Linked DNA regions of Homo sapiens: region 1 is linked to region 2. A link is a loop called in an ENCODE intact Hi-C map of the cell type or tissue named here. Cell type or tissue: MCF 10A. All regions are shown on one strand. Each heading gives the region's core, and the rest is flanking DNA. Links, peaks and the distances in the headings are about the cores only. Region 1 holds the start of RAB13 (RAB13, member RAS oncogene family). Region 2 holds the start of LOC124904425 (a long non-coding RNA gene).

Region 1 (10,068 bases), core at 1,308-3,807, 190 kb before region 2:
GTCTCAAATAATAATAATAATAATAATAATAATTTTTTCTTTGCCGGTCGCGGTGGCTCAGGCCTGTAATCCCAGCACTTTGGGAGGCTGAGGCGGGCGGATCACGTGACGTCGGGAGTTCGAGACCAGCGTGGCCAACATGGTGAAACCCCGTCTCGACTAAAAAAAAAAAAAAAAAAAAAAAATTTAGCTGGGCGTCGTGGCAGGCGCCTGTAATCCCAGCTACTCGGGAAGCTGAGGCTGGAGAATCGCTTGAACCCAAGAGGCGGAGGTTGCAGTGACCAGAGATTGAGCCATTGCACTTCTGCCTGGGTGACGAGCAAAACTTTGTCTCAAAAAATAAAATAAAAGTAAAAACAAAGGTTGGGCGCAGTGGCTCACGCCTGTAATCCCAGGCCTTTGGGAGGCAGAGGTGGGTGGATCACCTGAGGTCGGGAGTTCGAGAGCAGCCTGACCAACATGGAGAAAGCTCGTCTCTACTAAAAATACAAAATTAGCAGGGGGTAGTGCGGGTGTCTGTAATTTCAGCTACTCGCGAGGCTGAGGCAGGAGAATCGCTTGAACCAGGGAGGCGGAAGCTGCGGTTAGCCCAGATCACACCATTGCACCCCAGCCTACGCAACAAGAGCGAAACTCCACCTCAAAATAAACAATAAAAATTAAAAAAATAAAAATAAAAATAGGCCGGGCGCGGTGGCTTACGCCTGTAAACCCAGCACTTTGGGAGGCCAAGGCGGGCAGATCACGAGGTCAGGAGATCAAAACCATCCTGGCTAACACGGTGAAACCCCGTCTCTCCCTAAAATACAAAAAATTAGCCGGGTGGTGGCGGGCGCCTGTAGTCCCAGCTACTCAGGAGGCTGAGGCGGGAGAATGGCGTGAACCCAGGAGGCGGAGCTTGCAGTGAACCGAGATCGCGCCACTGCACCCCAGCCTAGGTCGACAGAGCAAGACTCCGTCTCAAAAAAAAAAAAAAAATAGGGCCAGGCGTGGTGGCTCACGACTGTAATCCCAGCACTTTGGGAGGCCGAGGCGGGCGGATCAGAAGGTCAAGAGATCGAGACCATCTGGCCAACATGGTGAAACCCCATCTCTACTAAAAATACAAAAATTAGCTGGGCGTGGTGTCGGGCACCTGTAATCCCAGAGGATTACAGGTACTCCAGAGGCTGAGGCACAAGAATCGCTTGAATTCGGGAGGCGGAGGTTGCAGTGAGCCGAGATTGCGCCACTGCACTCCAGCCTGGCGACAGAGCAAGACTCTGTCTCAAAAAAATTAATTAATTAATTAAAAAATAAATAAAAAATTTTTTTGAAACAGGATCTTACTCTATCACCGAGGCTGGAGAGCAGTGGCATCATAATCGTGGCTCACTACAGCCTTGGACTCTTGGGCTCAAGTGTTCTGCCCACTTCTGTCCCCCAAGTAGCTGCGGCTGGGACTACAGGCCACACCACCATGTATGGCTAATTTTTTTTTTTTTTTTTTTTTTTTTTTGTCGAAGCAGTCTCACTATGTTGCCCAAGCTGGTCTTGAACTCCTGGGCTTAAGGGATCCTCTCACGTTGGCCTCCCAAAGTGCTGGGATTACAAGTGTGAGCCACCGCAACAGGTCTTAGATAATATTTTCTTTCTTTCGTGTTTCGTATTTTTTTCCACCCCCAGCACACATATAGCAAGAATAATTTTTTTCTAAAGGCAGAGATAAACTTGTTTCTCTTTTACTCTCTTTCTTTCTTTCTTTTTTTTTTTTTTTTGAGACGGAGTCTGGCTCTGTCGCCCAAGCTGGAGTGCAGTGGCGCAATCTCGGCTCACTGCAAGCTCTGCCTCCCGGGTTCACGCCATTCTCCTGCCTCAGCCTCCCAAGTGGCTAGGACTACAGTCGCCTGCCACCACGCCCGGCTAATTTTGTGTGTGTGTGTGTATTTTTAGTAGAGATGGGGTTTCACCATGTTAGCCAGGATGGTCTCGATCTCCTGACCTCGTGATCCGCCCGCCTCGGCCTCCCAAAGTGCTGGGATTACAGGCGTGAGCCACCGCGCCCGGCAAACTTGTTTCTTTATACCCGTGCTGTTCATATTTCAGCTTCCTGGTTACCAAGGCTACACATTCATGGCCTATTGAGTGAGATTTCAGGAGTACTGCACCTTAAGTGGGCCATATTAAAAGATTCACGTAAAGAATGACATTTTTAGTTCAAATCTCTGTTTTCCTAAGCTATTTGGTCAGAGAAATCACACATGGGTCCCCATAAGAGAGATCGTTCCAACTGAAGCCCCAGGATGTGTCTAGGTAGGCTGTGTGTGTTGGGGTGGTGGGGCCGATTCTGTATAACTAATTTACGTTTTCACCCTGTTCCACCAGGGGGCAGACTGACTCAACAAATAACCTACTTCTGCGCATCCCGCTTTTTTCAAAGTGAATTGGGACCCATAGAACTAAGGGCTTGGACAACTAACAGTAAAATTCTAGGACTGCCTTTTACTCAGCCCCAGAAACCGATGATAACTCATCTTCTAGCTTCGTTGAATAGCATCTCCAAAACTCAGCCCCATTTTTTTTTTTCAATTTCTAGTGCTCTCCCTACCTTCACCCTTATTCCCAAAACTCTTGGTTCTCTTCCCCTAATCCCTCTAAAATTTCTCTTCTAAAATTTCTGGTCGTCGTGGTTAAACCTCTACTTCCCTTCACCCCAGCCTCTCTGGCCTCAGAATGGAAGAGTAAGGTCCTAAGAGGGGAGCTACAATTACCGAAAGGCTGTGGAAAATAGCGAGAGAGACAGGCCGGCCTAAGCTAGGAAGGGAAAACCGAGAGAACAGAGGCCGGGCTGGCAGCCTTGGCCTGCTCAAAAGGGTGGGCGGGCAGGGGGTGGAGCCCGGAGGGGTGCCGCCTCTCCTCTTTCCCGGAGCCTGGGCGGAGAGGGAGGAAAACTTCTTCCTGGCCTGGGCTCCGTGCCGCTCTGTTTGCCAACCGTCCAGTCCCGCCTACCAGTGCCGGGCGCTCCCCACCCCTCCCCCGGCTCCCCCGGTGTCCGCCATGGCCAAAGCCTACGACCACCTCTTCAAGTTGCTGCTGATCGGGGACTCGGGGGTGGGCAAGACTTGTCTGATCATTCGCTTTGCAGAGGACAACTTCAACAACACTTACATCTCCACCATCGGTGAGCCCGCTGGCCATGTCCCAGACCCCGACTCTCCTGTGACCTCCTTCTCCGGCTCCCGGATTACTAGTGACCCCACTTTTCAGTCCCCTTAGAGTAAGGCTCCTAAATTCTAGTCCCTCAACCCCTGGCTCTGACCCTTCCCCCGTGCATGTCTCTGTATAGTAACCAAACCTCTCACCTCTCTGAGGCCTTCAGGTAACTCTTCAACTGCTGCCAGCTCCTCATTTTCTTGGTACCATCGCCTTAGTCTCCCCAAATCCACAAGAACTCTTCTCTATTTTTCTCTGTTCCCCTCTTCCCCTACCCCCACCACCTAGAACTCTCTCGATCCTATCTCCATGTTTCCTGTATCCCTGTCCGCCACATCTTTTTCTCCCGATCCGATGCTAGCCTCTTTCTGTCTTGCTGAGCTTCAAACTCTCCCACTGTGTCCCCACCTCACCATCTACTTCCCAGGTTCCCTGCCCCAGTCTCCCTGCACCTCAGCTGAACAAGGGTTTGGGAAGGGTGGAACAAGGTGGCTGGGTGTGCTGGAGGGTGGCCCAAGGACTGTGATCATGAATATGCAGCCAGCTTGGTGAGGAACGTGGAAATGAGGGGACTTTTGGGGTCTCTGAGTCAGCCTGGTGACTCATCCTCCTCCCAGGGGCCCCCAGCAGGCTTGGGGGAGGTGCCCAAGTTTCTACTAAGAAGAACATTGTCTCCCCTCCTCCCTTCTCTTCTTTCTTCATCTCCTCTGGCTTGGGAAATAGACAGGAAGAGTCTCACGACAATTCTGGTTACAAAGGAAAAGGAAAAATGCCCCTCTTTCCTAATTGTCTCAAAAGTAATCCTGTTTAGCCTCAGACTTTCCTAGTGCCAAGTTTGGCCCACTAGTTAATTCACATAGACTGGCTTCAGCTACTTTTTTCCTTACTCTCTACTAGGAGGGTAGGTGGGATACCAAGAGTAGAGGGCTCTAAGAAAACAGAGAAGAGGAATGTGAAAGTAATATCTGGGGGGAGACAGAGACTGAATTCAGAGAGTTGTCAGCTGGTATAACTGAATGGACCCAAGAGGCAGCCTAAGGATTTTAAGCCTCCATGCAGAATTTTCGTCACCTTTTCCCTCCCAAAATCCATAAAATGTACGTAAAAATAGTATTCTTGCTATACAAATACAGCTTTGGGAAAATTCTCCTAGCTTGGCATTTCCAACAAGATTGTTCCCCAAGTGCCTCCCCTGCAGAATTTCTGGTGCCAGCACTGCTCCGTTCCTGTCCCTTCCATCACACAGTTTTACATGTGTGCATGCATGTCTCAACTTCAGTGCATACCTTCCACCCCTAGGAATTGATTTCAAGATCCGCACTGTGGATATAGAGGGGAAGAAGATCAAACTACAAGTCTGGTAAGTCAGTCCTCTGGGATGCCTCGCCAGACTTCCCCATTTACCTCCTACACGTTTTTCCTTCTATTTTGTTTCATTTCTCTTCCTTTCCCCATTGCTCCTTCTAGAAGTGCTAGAAGGAGCACTTCTGGCATTTCTCCGGATGCACTCAGCTGTCCTTCCATCTCTCTTCCTGCTCTCCCAACTAGTTCCAACTCTTTTGTAACTCTTGCCTCCTCTGGCTGCAGAGCATCCTCTTAATTTGACAACAAACAACTGTTCAGTCATAACATGGAAACAGGCTGTGAGCAGTTAAATGGCAAAGGCAGAATTAAGACTTGACTCTAAGTCTAGTGTTTTCTCCAAAATATGGTGAGCCCAGAGAGCCAAATATAGACCCTGAAGGTGTTTAAGTGGTATGAAGCTTAGTGGAGGCATTATGCTATGACATATAAGAGCAGACTGGTGCGCAAATCTGGTTCTTTTAGTTATCTCCTGCCTGACCTTCATTAATTATTCAGCCTATCCAAATCTGTTTCCTCTTTTTTTTTTTTTTTTTTTTTTGAGACAGAGTTTTGCTCTTGTCACCCAGGCTGGAGTGCAATGGCACAATCTAGGCTCACTTTAACCTCCGCCTCCTGGGTTCAAGTGATTCTCCGACCTCAGCCTCCCAAGTAGCTGGGATTACAGGCGCCCGCCACTAGGCCGGGCTAATTTTTGTATTTTTAGTAGAGACGAGGTTTCACCATGTTGGCCAGGCTGGTCTTGAACTCCTGACCTCAGGTGATCCACCCGCCTCAGCCTCCCAAAGTGTTGGGATTATAGACGCAAGCCACGGCACCTGGCGTGTTTCCTCATTTTTAAAATAGAGACAATAATACATGTCTTACAAGGAAAGAGTAAGGATTAGATAAAATGATACATACACAGTGCTTGACACATAGCAAACATTCAATGAATAAGCAAAGACATCTTGTTTCTTGGGCCACTACCATCTCTGGAAATCAGCTCAACTGTCTTTAATCCCGTTCCCCTTTACTGTTTCCTTATTCTGTTGCCCCACCATGTTACAAAAGCTAAATTCTTGTGAGAGAGGAAGAATTATTCCGTTGGAGAATTCTTCCCTCTATTCCATCCCATGAAAACTTCTCCTTCTTTAGGGACACGGCTGGCCAAGAGCGGTTCAAGACAATAACTACTGCCTACTACCGTGGAGCCATGGTATGAAGTGTGGGTCTGAACAAAGGATGAAGGATGAGGCTACAGAATATATTATGAATACAAAGGGTCAGGGGTTGGGGCAGGTAAAAATGGGAGGGGTGCAGTGTGGGTTGCAGAGGGCCCAACATGGCCTAGTGTTTAGACCCATGGATGCGGGGTCACTTACAGGGCAGTGGGAAGCCTCAATGGGAACATGGTCCAAGGTGAATTTTGTCATCTCCCAGGGCATTATCCTAGTATACGACATCACGGATGAGAAATCTTTCGAGAATATTCAGAACTGGATGAAAAGCATCAAGGAGGTGAGGACCCTCCAAAAGAGATGGGGAAACTGGTTAGAACCTGGAGAATGAAGGGGTCCATCAGGATAGGCAAGACCTAACTTTTTTTTTTTTGAGATGAAGTTTTGCTCTTGTTGCCCGGGCTGGAGTGCAATGGCAGGATCTCGGCTCACTGCAACCTCTGCCTCCCAGGTTCAAACGATTTTCCTGCCTCAGCCTCCCAAGTAGCTGGGATTACAGGCATGCACCACCATGCTCGGCTAATTTTGCATTTTTAGTAGAGACGGGTTTTCTCCATGTTGGTCAGGCTGATCTTGAACTCCTGCATCAGGTGATCCACCCGCCTTGGCCTCCCAAAGTGCTGGGATTACAGGCGTGAGCCACCGCTCCCAGCCGGCAGGACCTAACTTTTACTTGTCTTTTGCCCCCAGAATGCCTCGGCTGGGGTGGAGCGCCTCTTGCTGGGGAACAAATGTGACATGGAGGCCAAGAGGAAGGTGCAGAAGGAGCAGGCCGATAAGGTGAGGGCCAGGCTGAGCAATGTTCTAGAACTGGGCTGGGAGGGCCAAGATAGGTTGCATTGCAGAGGACTTGGCTGCTGTCCTTAATTCAATTCTCTTCCCACTTCACCCCTTATAGTTGGCTCGAGAGCATGGAATCCGATTTTTCGAAACTAGTGCTAAATCCAGTATGAATGTGGATGAGGTGAGATCCACACCCCCATCCCCGACCAAGAGAGGAAGTATTAGAAGGTAGATTCTCCTCCCTCCAAACTGACTCTGTTCCCCACTTTAGGCTTTTAGTTCCCTGGCCCGGGACATCTTGCTCAAGTCAGGAGGCCGGAGATCAGTAAGTTGGTTTTGCTGGACTAGGTACAACTCTGGGGTGTGTGTGTGTGTATGTATGTGTGTGTGTGTGTGTGTGTGTGTGTGTGTGTTGGTGTTGATAAAAACGGGGAGCAATGCTAAGATTTCTCATGAGGGTGGATTTACTTTAAACAGTTTATACCCTCCTACCCTAACCATCCATTCACACCATGACACCTGTGCCCTTCTCCCTCTAGGGAAACGGCAACAAGCCTCCCAGTACTGACCTGAAAACTTGTGACAAGAAGAACACCAACAAGTGCTCCCTGGGCTGAGGACCCTTTCTTGCCTCCCCACCCCGGAAGCTGAACCTGAGGGAGACAACGGCAGAGGGAGTGAGCAGGGGAGAAATAGCAGAGGGGCTTGGAGGGTCACATAGGTAGATGGTAAAGAGAATGAGGAGAAAAAGGAGAAAAGGGAAAAGCAGAAAGGAAAAAAAGGAAGAGAGAGGAAGGGAGAAGGGAGAGGAATGAATTGAGGAAGTGAAAGAAGGCAAGGAGGTAGGAAGAGAGGGAGGAGGAAAGGAAGGAGAGATGCCTCAGGCTTCAGACCTTACCTGGGTTTTCAGGGCAAACATAAATGTAAATACACTGATTTATTCTGTTACTAGATCAGGTTTTAGGGTCCTGCAAAAGGCTAGCTCGGCACTACACTAGGGAATTTGCTCCTGTTCTGTCACTTGTCATGGTCTTTCTTGGTATTAAAGGCCACCATTTGCACAAATGTTCCTGTTTTGGGTAACTTGGATTATTGTCAGAATTGTTCTCCACTCAAATCCAATTATTGTGTCTTCAAAGTGATTGATTTACCCAAATCAGGCTCGGTTTCTGTGGAACCAGGACTAATCCTACTGCTGTCTCTTCCCTAGCTGTTCTGTTGGTAAGGAAAATAGCAAAGAGCAGGAGGTAGAGTGATCTGAAGGTCTGGATATCCTCTTTCCGCCATGGGGTCCGGATGCCCTTGTGGGCAGAGCCTTGTCCTGAGCACAGGAAATTCCCAGCGAGAAGAACTCTAACAGTCCTAGCCTCAGGGAAATAACTGCACCTAGTGATTTATCCAGTGATTTGTGCAAGCTTCTTTGATTCTGCCAGCAATCCATTTAGTTATTTGATAGGCATTAATATCTGCTTTTATTAGTGAGGAAAATGAGAAGTTCATTTATTCATATATGTATATTGAGCATCTACTAAGTGCCAGGCACAATGGTCAGTTATTTTATTTATTTATTCATTTATTTTTAGGGACAGAGTCTTGCTCTGTCTCCGAGGCTGGAGTGCAATAGTGCGATCTCAGCTCACTGCAACCTCTGCCTCCTGCCTCAGCCTCTCAAGTAGCTGGGATTACAGGCGTGAGCCACCATGCCTGGCCAATAGTCAGTTAATATAGCCCTTTGGTGGTACTTACAAGCAGAGGGACAAGGACTTTTTTTCTTTTTTAAGACCGAGTGTGGCTCTGTCGCCCAGACTGGAGTGCAGTGGCACGATCCCAGCTCACTGCAACCTCTGCCTCCCGGGTTCAAGCGATTCTCCTGCCTCAGCCTCCCGAGTAGCTGGGATTACAGGCACGTGCCACCACACCTGGCTAACTTTTGTGTTTTTAGTGGAGACAGGGTTTTGTCATGTTGGCCAGGCTGGTCTTGAACGCCTGGGCTCGAGTGATCAGTCTGCCTCAGTCTCCCAAAGTGCTGGGGTTACAGGCGTGAGCCACTGCGCCCAGCCTGGGACAAGCAAACTTTAACAAAAACAGCTCTTTGGCTGGGCGTGGTGGATCACAACAGGAGTTCAAGACCAGCCTGGCCAGCATAGTGAAACCCCGTCTCTACTAAAAATACAAAAAAAAAAAAAAATTAGACAGGAGTGGTGGAGGGCGCCTGTAGTCCCAGCTACTTGGGAGGCTGAGGCAGGAGACTCACTTGAACCTGGGAGGCAGAGGTTGCAGTGAGTTGAGATCACACCACTGCACTCCAGCCTGGGTGACACAGCCAGACTCTGTCTCAAAAAAACAAAAACGAAAACAAAAACATCTCTTTGCTGAATAACAAAGATGGCAAAACTACTGGAAATGCAAAAGAAAATTCAGGCTTGGGCCGAGCACGTTGTTTCATGCCTGTAGTCCCAGCACTTTGGGAGGCCGAGGTGGGTGGATCACTTCAGGTTGGGAGTTTGAGACCAGCCTGGCCAACATGGCGAAACCCCATCTCTACTAAAAATACAAAAAAAATTAGCTGGGCATGGTGGTGGGTGCCTGTAATACCAGCTACTTGGGAGGCTGAGGGAGGAGAATCGCTTGAACCTAGGAGGCAGAGGTTACTGTGAGCAGAGTTCGCACCATTACACTCCAGCCTGGAGACAGAGCGAAACTCCATCTCAAAAAAAAAAAAAAAATTCAGGCTTGATGCACAGCATCCTTAAGTATATATATATTATATTATATTATATATTACAATGTATAATTATATATATTATATATTAAATATATAGGAAATATATAATATATATAACATGTATATGTTTATAAACATATAACATATTATATATAATATATAATTATATATTATACATATATATTAAATATATATTATAATTATATATTTAATATATAATATATTATGTTTAATATATAATTATATATAATTATATTATGTTTAATATATAATATATAATACATATTTTAATACATAATATATATATATCCCCCTTTCACCATACATAATATTTTTTACACAGCAAAATGTAATAACTTGATAAATGTAAGTATCCAAGCATTGATGAGGTAATGATAAACCTTATTTGTGGCTTATGCTTAAGTTCTTTTTTTTTTCTTTTGAGATGAATTCTTGCTCTTGTTGCCCAGGCTGGAGTACAATGGTGTGATCTCGGCTCACCGCAACCTCTACCTCCCGGGTTCAAGTGATTCTCCTGCCTCAGCCTCACGAGTACCTGGGATTACAGGCATATGGCACCATGCCCAGCTAATTCTGTATTTTTAGTGGAGACGGGGTTTCTCCATGTTGGTCAGGCTGGTCTTGAACTCCCGACCTCAGGTGATCCGCCCACCTCGGCCTCCCAAATTGCTGGGATTACAGGCGTGAGCCACTGCGCCCAGCTGTGTTTGAGTTCTGTAGTAAACTGTCCGGTAGGTTTAATTTGCTCAAGCGATGAGGAAAAGA
Region 2 (10,068 bases), core at 4,770-7,269:
AGGGGAGATGGGGAGTGCTCCCCAGCCTCTGTGCTCATTCTACAGGCGATTCAAGACTGCCAAAACCCTGACTCAAACTAATCTCTTTCAAAAATAAAAATCAAATGGGTAAGGAGGACCCCCTGCGGAGGAGCCAGTGCTTTGGATCTGGGAAGGGGGAAATGGGTATTTGGTTGCTCAGAGAAGCTCATATGAGCTCAGATATTTAAGAGTCATGTTGTAGGGAGAAGGGGGGCAAGAAACTCTGCACCCCCTTTGCCCACCTGCTCACTCGGACCACAAGGAATGCAGGTCGCCTGTCCCTGGGCAGAGCTCAGCTTGGGCACGAGGAGACAGAGACAGATTTTAGACTGGAGGGCTTCAGGTTGTGAGATGGAGGTGATGACAGAGCCTCTTCCCCTGCCGCCATTTTGTGGGGAACCCTTAAAGCTAGGTGTCTTTGGGCAGGTTCATATTTGGATCAAGAAGAGGTGAATATACTGGATGGGGTTATGAGGCAGGAGTAACTGGGTTGGGGGTAACTCCCAGCTGGGCTTGGTTTAGTTTGAGGTTATTTGGTGTGTTGGGGGAAGGGATGCAGATTCTCCCATTTCTTGAGGTCTGGGAGGAACAGAGAAACCACACCCTCTTCTCTCCCACTATGGCCAGTCCTGCCCCTCCCCGGAGAGGAGCTGAGGGACTTTTGGTTCTTTCCTGACTCTGGGGTGACAGGGACAGGTGAGGTAGATTCTTTGGTGTATCTGGAGTTAGTGGCATCTCGGAGGGAGCCAACTTGGAGGGCCCTAGGCCAAGGCCAGCTGTTCCACAGTCACCTGAGGGTGAAGGAGGTCAGGCCTCTGGACCAAGGCCTCAAACACTCCAGTTTCCCCCACTCATTCCCCATCACTGAATCCGCCTCACCTGGGTGGTGAGTTCAGTCTTCTCCCCCAGCTTCCCTCCACTCTGAGTCTGGCCTTGATGGCCCCCAGTTCTGTCCGAGGCAGTCCGAGGCACTGCCCAGCATTCCTGGGACTCCTGTTTGCAGAGGAGGCTGCCCGGGTAGGAAGGGTCAGCAGTGTGGTCTGTCTGGTGCCTCCCTCTGCCTCGCATGGCTCCCAACCCCTCCTCCTGCTCCATGCTCCCCAGAGATGGAGAGGGTGGACCCCTCTTCATGCTGCTGGATGGCAGGGAACTGGCTCTAGCTCATTTCTGCTGCCCTTGTTCTTTGCTTTGGGAGCCCCAGTTCTCTCTTCCCGGCTCATGGCAGGCCTTCTCCTGCCCCTGGTACCACACAGCTCTGAAAAGAATTGGCTTCCTCTCTCTGCCTGAGTCTCCTCATTGGTAAAATTGATTGGTTGTAGATTGGGGCTTTTTTGCTCTCTTTGGCCCTGTGCCACAGTGATGCAGACTGTCTCCCTGGCAGATTTCCCACATTAGCCCTTACCTGGCCCTTAGCTATGTCTCCAGCCCAGGAAGAGGCAGAGGAGGCAAATGATGAGGGCAGCCAGGCCCACGTGGATGCCCACCACAACCCCAGGCAGTGGGCTGCTCTCACCCTGGCTGCAAGAGCACCCAGTCTTGGACTCTGTGGACACTGTGCCATCTGTCAGAGAGAGGACCAGGGTTGGAGGTGAAGCCCAGCCCTCTTCCTGAAGACTGGCAGCCATGGGTCCTATCAGAGGGGCCTGCTCTGACCCCAGCCCTACTACCCTCCTACCAGACCCCACTTACCAGGAGTGGCCAGGGGCACATCACACAATGAGACACAGCGGGCACTGCTATTTCCATCCCCATTGCCATTGAACGCCTGCAGCTTGATGTCATAGAGAGCAGCCGGTTCTGCCGGGAGCAGGGGAATGTGAAGGGGACGGGCATTTCTGGGCCAGGAAGCTCAGTACCTGGGGCAAGATCACACTGAGAAAGGCAGGCCTTGAGTGGCACAGGAAGGTTCAGAGCCTCACCCAGGTCTGTGTAGAGGAAGGAGCTGACACTGCTGGCCAGGAGCAGAGGCCCCTGAAAATGGGCAGCAGGCAGCTTGCGGTGAAAGTTTGAAGCCTTGGATGGGCCCCAGCTGGGGTGGCAGCTCCCAGGAGGCCTGCACAGAGGTGGCATTCAGCACTTTGGTGGAGAAGCCCAGGGCAGCAGGGGCTGCAGAGGAAAACAAGCAAACTAGTTGGCAGTCCCTGCCCACCTGAGGCCAGGGACTTCCCAGGGCTGGAGAGGCTGTCACTCACTGCTGCCCATGGTGGAGGCAAAGATGGGAGCAGAGTCCTGACTGGCACCCTCTGCTGAGTAGGCCCGCAAATGGATGGTGTAGGCTGTGGCAGGCTCCAGGTTGGAGAAGACGTGCTCAGAAGTGCCTTTGCTTATGGCCTCTTGGAGCTCCGGGCCAGATGGCTCTGAGGAGCAAAGCAGCATCTTCTCACTAGCCACGTCCCCACACCTTCACAAACTGGGGACGAAGCCCCTCTTGGTGCCTGGCTGGGCCAGCCAAGCCTCCAAGGAGAGCAGGGAAGGGAGCTACAGAAGTTGGAGCTAAGCTGAGAAAGGATGAGGATGAGGATGAGGAAAGGGCCTAGAGTCAAGCTGAAAAGCAGTAAGGAAGCACCAAAAGACCATGTACAGAGGCAGCCAGCCCAGAGAACCACAGGCCCAGAGGCCTGGGAAGAATCCAGAAGGGTCTGGGGTCATGGAGGAGACTGGGGCTCAGAGAGTGAGAGGGACTCACCCAGGACATCAGCAGTCAGGAGCAGAGATGGGCTGGTGCCAGGGACTCCTGGCCCCTGGCCCTGCTCTGAGGTCAAAGCCCTCTCCACCCACCCACACCCACCTCCCACAGGCCGGAGGTGCAGCACGTAGCCAATGATGTCCCTGCTGGAGGGGGGGGTGGCTCCCAGGACACTCGAATGGCAGAAGTAGAGAGAGCCATGGCATGCAGGCCCCTGGGGACGGGGTGGCTCTGGGCCCCCTGTCACAACCAGGCGGGCACTGGCCTGGTTGGAGCCCGTGCTGTTCTCTGCCACGCATTGATAGATGGCCTCATCCTCAACTGAAACCCCTGCCAGCATCAGCGTACTAGAGAAAGACAAACTCAGCTACTGGGAGCCCTTTCCCACCAAGACTTAGTGGAGTGGCCCTAGAGGAGGAGGCTGTGTGGGGACATTACCTGTAATGGAGCAGTCAGGGCAGAGCCTCCTGGGGGAGGGGGGAATTGCTGGAAGTAGAAGGTAACTTGCTGGGGGTTTGTGGATGGGTGTGGATTTTTGAGATTTAGGTAGTGAGTGTTGCATGTAGGTGGGGGTGGACGCCCAGGGTGGGTAGGGGGACCTACCATTGCCAGTGGGCAGTGGGGAGTGGTGAGACACGAGTACCTATTGTTGTGAGTCAGCCTGATGTTATTCCCAGGACTCAACACCTTCCCATTCTTCAGCCAGACCAGACGGGACTCAGGGACGCCCTGGGCCACGCAGGTGAAGATGGCACTGCTGCCCGGAGGCTTGGACAAGGACTGTGGCCACTGGACAAACTCGGGGAGCTGGGCAGGCAATAGCATGGAGGAAGGTGCCGTGAGACCCAGCCTCTTGCCTCCTGCCCTGGACCCTCTCCAGATCCAGGCTCCTGTCAGGGAGCTGGGGTGCTCCAGCACTCTCCCCACCCAGTTGGGCCCTTGGGGCTCACCCTGCACGAGCAGGACGCCCTGCGCTGTGCGCCGGACATGGGTGCCTGGCCGATTGGCGGCGCAGACATAGACACCTGAGTGCTGGACTGAGACGTCGGAGATCATGAGATTCCCTGTGTCCAGAATGTCCAGAACTTGGATGCCCTCTACGCCGATGGAGCGGCCATCTGCAAGAAGGCGTTGGGGGGTCAGGCTGGGATAGGACGAGGGAACAGGGCTCTGAGAGACAGCAAGGGGGTGGGGGGCGGCTGCGCACCCAGGCGGCTCCAGGAGACAAGCGGCCAAGGGTGACTGGTGGCAATGCACTCCAGCACTGCCGTCTGGTGCACTGTGAGGGTCAGGTTCTGAGGCCCAGACAGGATCTCTGGCTCCTGCAGCAGCCTCAGGGGTCCCACTGTGTGGTGGAAACAAGCAAATTGGATCAGGAAAGGAGAACCTCCTTCCAATACTCAACTTCTACTCCAAGCACACTCTTCCAGCCCACAAATGTCACCAGACCTCAGAGGTGTGCTTTGCAGCTGCTATTCCATCCCCAATTTACAGATTTTAAAAATGACCTGCCCAAAGTCCCATGGAAGTAGCTATCAGGCTGAAGGTCTGGTAGACTGGGGGTGCGGAGAGAGAGGAGAGAGCATTCTCCTCCTACAAACCCTGTGGGTGGCCCCACCTTCCCTGGGCGCCTCACCCTGAGGGGCAGGTAGAGGCACCCACAAAGTTAGTAGGAGGCGCTCCCTCAGAAAGCATGACCAGCCTCCTAAGACCTCAGCCTGCTTAGCTGCTTAGGAAGGATGTGTTTTCCCAAAGTAACTCTTGTTTTGGGTCTAAATCACATCTTCATTTTATGCCATGCTCCCCCGTTTCATTAGTTTATTCAACAGGTCATCACTGGGGGCTCCCATGTGCCAGGCAGCACCCTCACACTGGGAGCACAGTTGTGAACAACATCGTGTGAAACAGAGCTCTGCCTTCCCATAGGCCATCATCCTCATTTTCTTTACCACCTTGTATCATGTGAGAACTTAACGTGTCTTTCCTTTCATAAATGCCCTTTATTAAGAATGTCTCAGATAAAATGTTTCTAAAATGAAAGTTTCTCAAGGGCTGGTCTAAAGTCTTACACATCTTTATCCCTCAAGGTGTAGGATTGTGTTTTGTTCATTCACTTATTCAGCAACTATAGATTGAAGGCCTACTTTGGGCCCAGCCCTTCTCCATTTGCCTCTTGCAAGCTGCAGTACAGGCTGTGGGCTGCCCTGGAATCTCCTGGCCTCATTCAAAGAGGCTGTGTCCTGCCTGGCCAGACAGTTCAGTGAGGGGAGGCTGGGCCACCCGGGCCGACCCCTTCCCCATGCCAGACATTGGCTGCGAGCCCCACAGATTGTCCCATTTTGCCCTCACCACAGCCTGTGTGCGGAGTACTGTTATTTCCCCCATTTACATGAGAAGATCAAGGATCAGAGAGGTTAAGTAACTTGCCCAATGACAGAGGCACTGGCAGAACTGGGGGACTTCCTGGATCTTGGTAGCACTGAACAGCTGACAAAGAGGATCCCCTCTTTAGCCGCTGTGAGCTCCTTGAAGTCTGGGAAATTCTGTCTCACCCTGGTGCACGCCCAGGGTAAGTGCCTGTCCAGGTGTGTGCAGTTGAGTGCATTAGGGGTGAATGGCTTGGGGCCTTGGTCCCCAGCTCCTGCCCCTGGGGAAGACTACTCTTGACACCAGCTCCTTTAGGCAACCCTTGAGCCTTCGGTTTCTGATTGGTCCTCTGCCCCCAACAGGCGCCTGCTCCTCCTGCTAACCTCCTGTCGCTCTCTGGCCATTCGTCTCCCTGCTCCGCGGGCAGCAGAATCCTATGTCTGCTCGATAGCCTTGAGAGACATAGCCTCCTGCCCTGCCCTCCTGCCCCAGACTGTGGATAGGAACGGAACACCACAGGCCAGAGGGACCTCATTGGGCTCCTCTGCTCCTGCAGAGGAGCCGCTGACCCCCACCCTCGCTTTGAGTTTCTAAGTCAGTTACAGATCAGAAACACAACCGTTCCCCCTTCCCCTGCCAGTCTTAAGTTTAAAAATTATATACCGGCCGGGCGCAGTGGCTCACGCCTGTAATCTCAGCACTTTGGGAGGCTGAGGCGGGCAGATCACGAGGTCGAAAGATGGAGACCATCCTAGCCAACATGGTGAAACCCCATCTCTACTAAAAATACAAAAATTAGCCGGGTGCGGTGGCGGGCGCCTGTAGTCCCAGCTACGCGGGAGGCTGAGGCAAGAGAATCGCTTGAACCCGGGAGGCGGAGGTTGCAGTGAGCCGAGATGGCGCCACCGCACTCCAGCCTGGCGACAGAGCGAGACCCCGTCTAAAAACAAAAAAATAGATATAGCCTTCGGTGAGATTTTGTCAGAGATGTTTTGAAAGTTCGCCCAGGTGCAGCAGTGGTGTCCCGTGGTACACTTGCTTATTTATACCCTGGAGCCCCCTAGTGGCTGATTCAGGCATGACTTTCCCTCACAAACACCTGCGGCATCTCTGGTTTAGGCAGGGTCTAACCTGCCTCTCCTGCTAGGCACCAGCTCCTCATAGGCTCTGCTGTGGCCTTCACTTTGGGCACAAAACTCTCCCACCCCATTTGGCCTGCAAGTGGGGTCATCCTGGGTGTTTCATCTCAGGTACAAAGCTATTTTCATCCTCACCCCAAGAAGGAGACGTGCAAGTGTCCATGCACACATGCACATGTACATGCAAGCACAGACACATACACGAACACATGCACATCTACACGCCATGTGTATGGGGGCCACGTGTTCAAAACACAGGCTGACTCAGCCCCAACGCTAGACCCTCCAGAGCTCCCACTACCCTCTGGATCAAGTCCAAACTCCTTTCATGGTATGTGCCTTGCCTACTCGCCAACATTAACTTTGCTACCCTGAATTCTGCCCATTCTGTGGTCCAGCAACACAGAACTGCCTGTGTGAACTTTGTTGTCCTCACCCTTGTGCATTTGTCCAAGGAAATGCCCCCGCCCTTACCTCCTGACCTTGGCTTGCCTCTCTCCACTCACCCTTCAACACCCGGCTTGGGGTAGCTTACTCCAGAAGCCCCTGACAATCCTTGCCCACAGCCCAACCCTGGGTTCCCGCAGCACCACCTTCTCTCTCAGGTTGTGAGCTCCAGGAAGCCAGGGATGGCTCAAGCCTGCTGCCCTCCCACACCTGGCACAGTCATAGGTGCTCAAAATGCCTGCCTGTCCCATGTACAACCACAGCAACCATACCCTCCCCTCTGCCCAGTGCCCACACTGGGCCTGGCTTACCACTCAGGGTCAGCTGGGCATCCTGGCTGTGGCGGGTACTGGCCACATTCCATGCCACGCAGCGGTAGGTTCCCATGTCAGTCTGGCTCACACTGGTGATGTGGAGGATGCCACTAGGCAGCAGTGTGACCCTGAGGATGCAGAGGTCAGGGCTCCATGGCCTGTGCCCTGGCCCACAGCCCACCGTCCCATTGCACTCCTGGCAGGTGCTCACCGGTGGTTGGCAGTATTCAGGGCTGTGCCATTGTGCTCCCAGGAAATGGATGGCTCAGGCACCCCCTGGATCAGGCACTGGAAGCGAGCAACTCCACCCCGCTCCACCTCAATGGATTCTGGATGTTGGTGGAAGCGGGACAGACCTAGAGGATGGGGGGGCCACTTGGGCACCTGCAGAGCTGGCCCTGGGCTATCCCCCCACAACCAAGTCCCAGGGCTGGGCCCCACCTCTGTGCCCACATCTGCCACATCCTCTTCAGTATAGAGCCCTGCAGCCTCATGTCTAGGACTTCTGTGGGCTATAAGCACTTTGCCTTCCTCCATTACAAAAATTTTAAATCATAGTTTACAATGGCATTGGAATATAGACAAGTATAATCCAGTCTGGACTCATTTTTACATATTTATTATTGTATTCATTTTTTTCTTCTGGTTTTGAAGAAGTTAAAACATTTTTGTGGGCCCCTAAAAGAATCAGAGGCTCTACCAGTGTGTACACTGTGTCTAATGGCTGGGCTGGCCCTGCTCAGGCCCACTCTCAGCGAGTCTGGGCCCCATGGGTGCCTTCTGTGGGTGCCCCACCAACTCTCATCCCCCAATCCCAGGAGCAGCCCTGTCACTTACTTGCCAGCTGTACCCGGGCCTGTCGGCTCACCAGCCGCCCGTAGCGGTTCTGGGCCACGCAGTGGTACTCGTGGGCACGGGAAGGGAGGCTCCGGCGGGAAGGCAGGGCGGCCAGGTGCAGGGAGCCATCTGGCATCAGGGTGACACCACTCTCATTGGCTAAGGCCAGCCTATCCCGCTGCCAGGAAATGGACACAGGCGGCTCACCCTCCACCTGGCAGGGCAGCACCAGTGGGTGCTCCCACACAGCCACTGTGTCCCCCAGCTCCTGCACGAAGGCCAGCTCGGAGCCTGCAGCACAGCCTGTAGGGACAGCCAGCACAGCCTGAACACGGCGGCCCCCTGAGGCCCACCCTTTGTCCACCACCTCCCCCATGGCTTTGATTCCCTCCCAGCCTTGGCGAGGGGCAAGGGACAGGACTTGACTTTAGGGAGACTTTGGGTCAGCAAAGGAGGAACAGGGAAGAGAGGGCAGGGCCTGGCCATCTGAGGAGCAGGGCGGGCCACTGTCCGGCTGGCGGGTGCGGTGTGGGCCTGGCGGGCCGGCTGTGATTGATGGCCTCTTTCAGCTGGGCCCTGGCAACGGGGAGGGGGCGGGGTGGGCACAATGGTGAGGTCAGGGGCTGAGGCGTGAGCATTGTGCTCCCCAGGGGACAATGGGATCGCCCCCTCCCTCCCCCACCGGCCCATCTGCCTGTCTGCCTGCAGGGTCAGCTTCCCAGGACTCCTGGCTCTCCCCCTTCCCCCTCCCGCCACCAGGACCCTGGCCTCTGAATAGGGAAGGAACACACTTACACTCACACACACTCATTCACGGACACACACACACTTGGATTAAAAATCACAACCTCACTGGCCACCAGGTCTTCTAGACACAGACAGATTCCATCCCAGATGCACACTCAAGGAGGCCCCAAACACAGGTCACACATAGATGTCCCTACAGACTCAAAGTCACAAATACATAAGCACAGGGCCACAGACACTAACAGCACAGGCCCAGAAATGCATGAGCAGAGCTGTGAACCCACAGCCTCCCTTCCCACACACCCCCATAAATACAATAACTCAGCCTGTAAGGCTGAGCCAGGACCCCCAGCAGATGGGGTGGATAGGCGGGCAGACAGAGCCTCCGAGGGGCACATGGGCAGGGGGCTCAGCCAGCCTTGGTTGGCTCAGGGACATCTGTGGGTAAGCCTCTGGGGCCCTGCCTCTGCATGCCCCGCAGTCTGCTCAGCCACTTGCCTCACGTGGCCCCCAGGTCCCCTTCTAGCCACTGTGCCCCAAAGCCTGGGCTCCTAGAGCACCCCCCACAGCTCTCCCGCAGCCCTGCCTGCCCCTCCTGCTCACCCCTCTCCTCTGCTGTCCTCAGGGTTTCTCCATCTCCACTCCGGCCACCTCCATCCCTCTGCTTCCCCAACCTTGCCCCGCAACTCTCCCACCCCTATGCCTGCCTCTTTTTCTTCCCCGTCCCTCTGCCCTGGCTTTCCCTATGGCCCCCATGGCTCAGCCTCTTACCCCAGCCTGGGAGCAGCAGCAGCAGCAGCCCCATGTCCCTGCCAGGCACGGCCCCTCAGCCTGGGCAACTTCTCCAGCAGCCCCAGTCTCCTGCCTTCAGCCTGGGGGCCCTTGGGCTGTGGGCATTCTCCACCCCGCACTTTGGCGCACAATGTGGGGGCCCTGGTCTTGCTTTGGGGAGCCCAGGTTCTGGGGTGCCAAGCTCTGGGGTCGAGACTGAAGGCTACTGTCCTTGCCTTCGTGTTCCTGGAGCTGGGTCTCTCTCTGCTTTCAGCCTGAGCCCCCTCCCCACTCCTATCCCCACTGTCCCCTCCTCCCAGGGCCAGGACCCAGACACCGAGACAATTGGGGCGGGGAAAGGGGGCGAGGGCCAATGAGAGCGGGGCAAAGTTGGGGGGTCAGACCCGCCCCTTTCTCAGCTTCCAGAAATCTCTCCCAGCCCATTACCCACCCCTTACTCCCTCTCAAACTTTGACTGAATGAGAGTGAAGTTCTAGGAGGAGTTGGGGCATCTGGTCCCCCAAGCCCATCCCTGGGGATCCATGTCCTGGACAGGGGTGGCTTGAAGTCTAATTTGGGGGTCCTGGGGAGGGGTGCAGAGCCCCCACTCTCCTAGTAGAGTCACCGTCCCAGGTGCTGAGCCTGGGCCTGAAGTGGGGGACCTCATCCCATTAGTTCAGTCCCAGCCCAGCAGCCCCAGCACCATTCATAGTGTCAATTTCCAAAGCTGTTTTCTCTA

The links. Hi-C counts contacts between places; a loop is a spot of excess contacts. Peaks named below come from ENCODE experiments on the same cell type or tissue, not always from the same donor. Only the 100,000 strongest peaks of a DNase experiment are listed, where the experiment ranks them.
Region 1: a loop joins it to region 2, with 12 times the contacts of the local background. A loop is called at or near these places in 106 of 110 quality-filtered maps.

The regions. Positions count from the first base shown.
Region 1 is chr1:153,979,205-153,989,272 of GRCh38, reverse strand. RAB13 (RAB13, member RAS oncogene family) reads left to right here and starts at 2,934. Exons shown (of 8, transcript NM_002870.5): 1 at 2,934-3,160; 2 at 4,492-4,552; 3 at 5,692-5,752; 4 at 5,977-6,054; 5 at 6,465-6,554; 6 at 6,673-6,738; 7 at 6,829-6,882; 8 at 7,097-7,623. The coding sequence starts at 3,037. The coding sequence ends at 7,174. RefSeq lists a silencer at 2,850-3,019 and enhancers at 2,831-3,332, 3,646-3,875. In MCF 10A, for the core only: a CTCF peak has its summit at 2,378 (motif pointing right); DNase peaks (open chromatin) are centred at 2,362, 2,892 and 3,802.
Region 2 is chr1:153,793,467-153,803,534 of GRCh38, reverse strand. LOC124904426 (a long non-coding RNA gene) reads right to left here. Exons shown (of 3, transcript XR_007066634.1): 3 at 8,341-8,387. LOC124904425 (a long non-coding RNA gene) reads right to left here and starts at 2,014. Exons shown (of 4, transcript XR_007066633.1): 1 at 1,941-2,014; 2 at 1,711-1,818; 3 at 901-1,582; 4 at 448-812. It also overlaps the pseudogene LOC343052. RefSeq lists an enhancer at 9,757-10,068. In MCF 10A, for the core only: a CTCF peak has its summit at 6,141 (motif pointing left); a DNase peak (open chromatin) is centred at 6,124.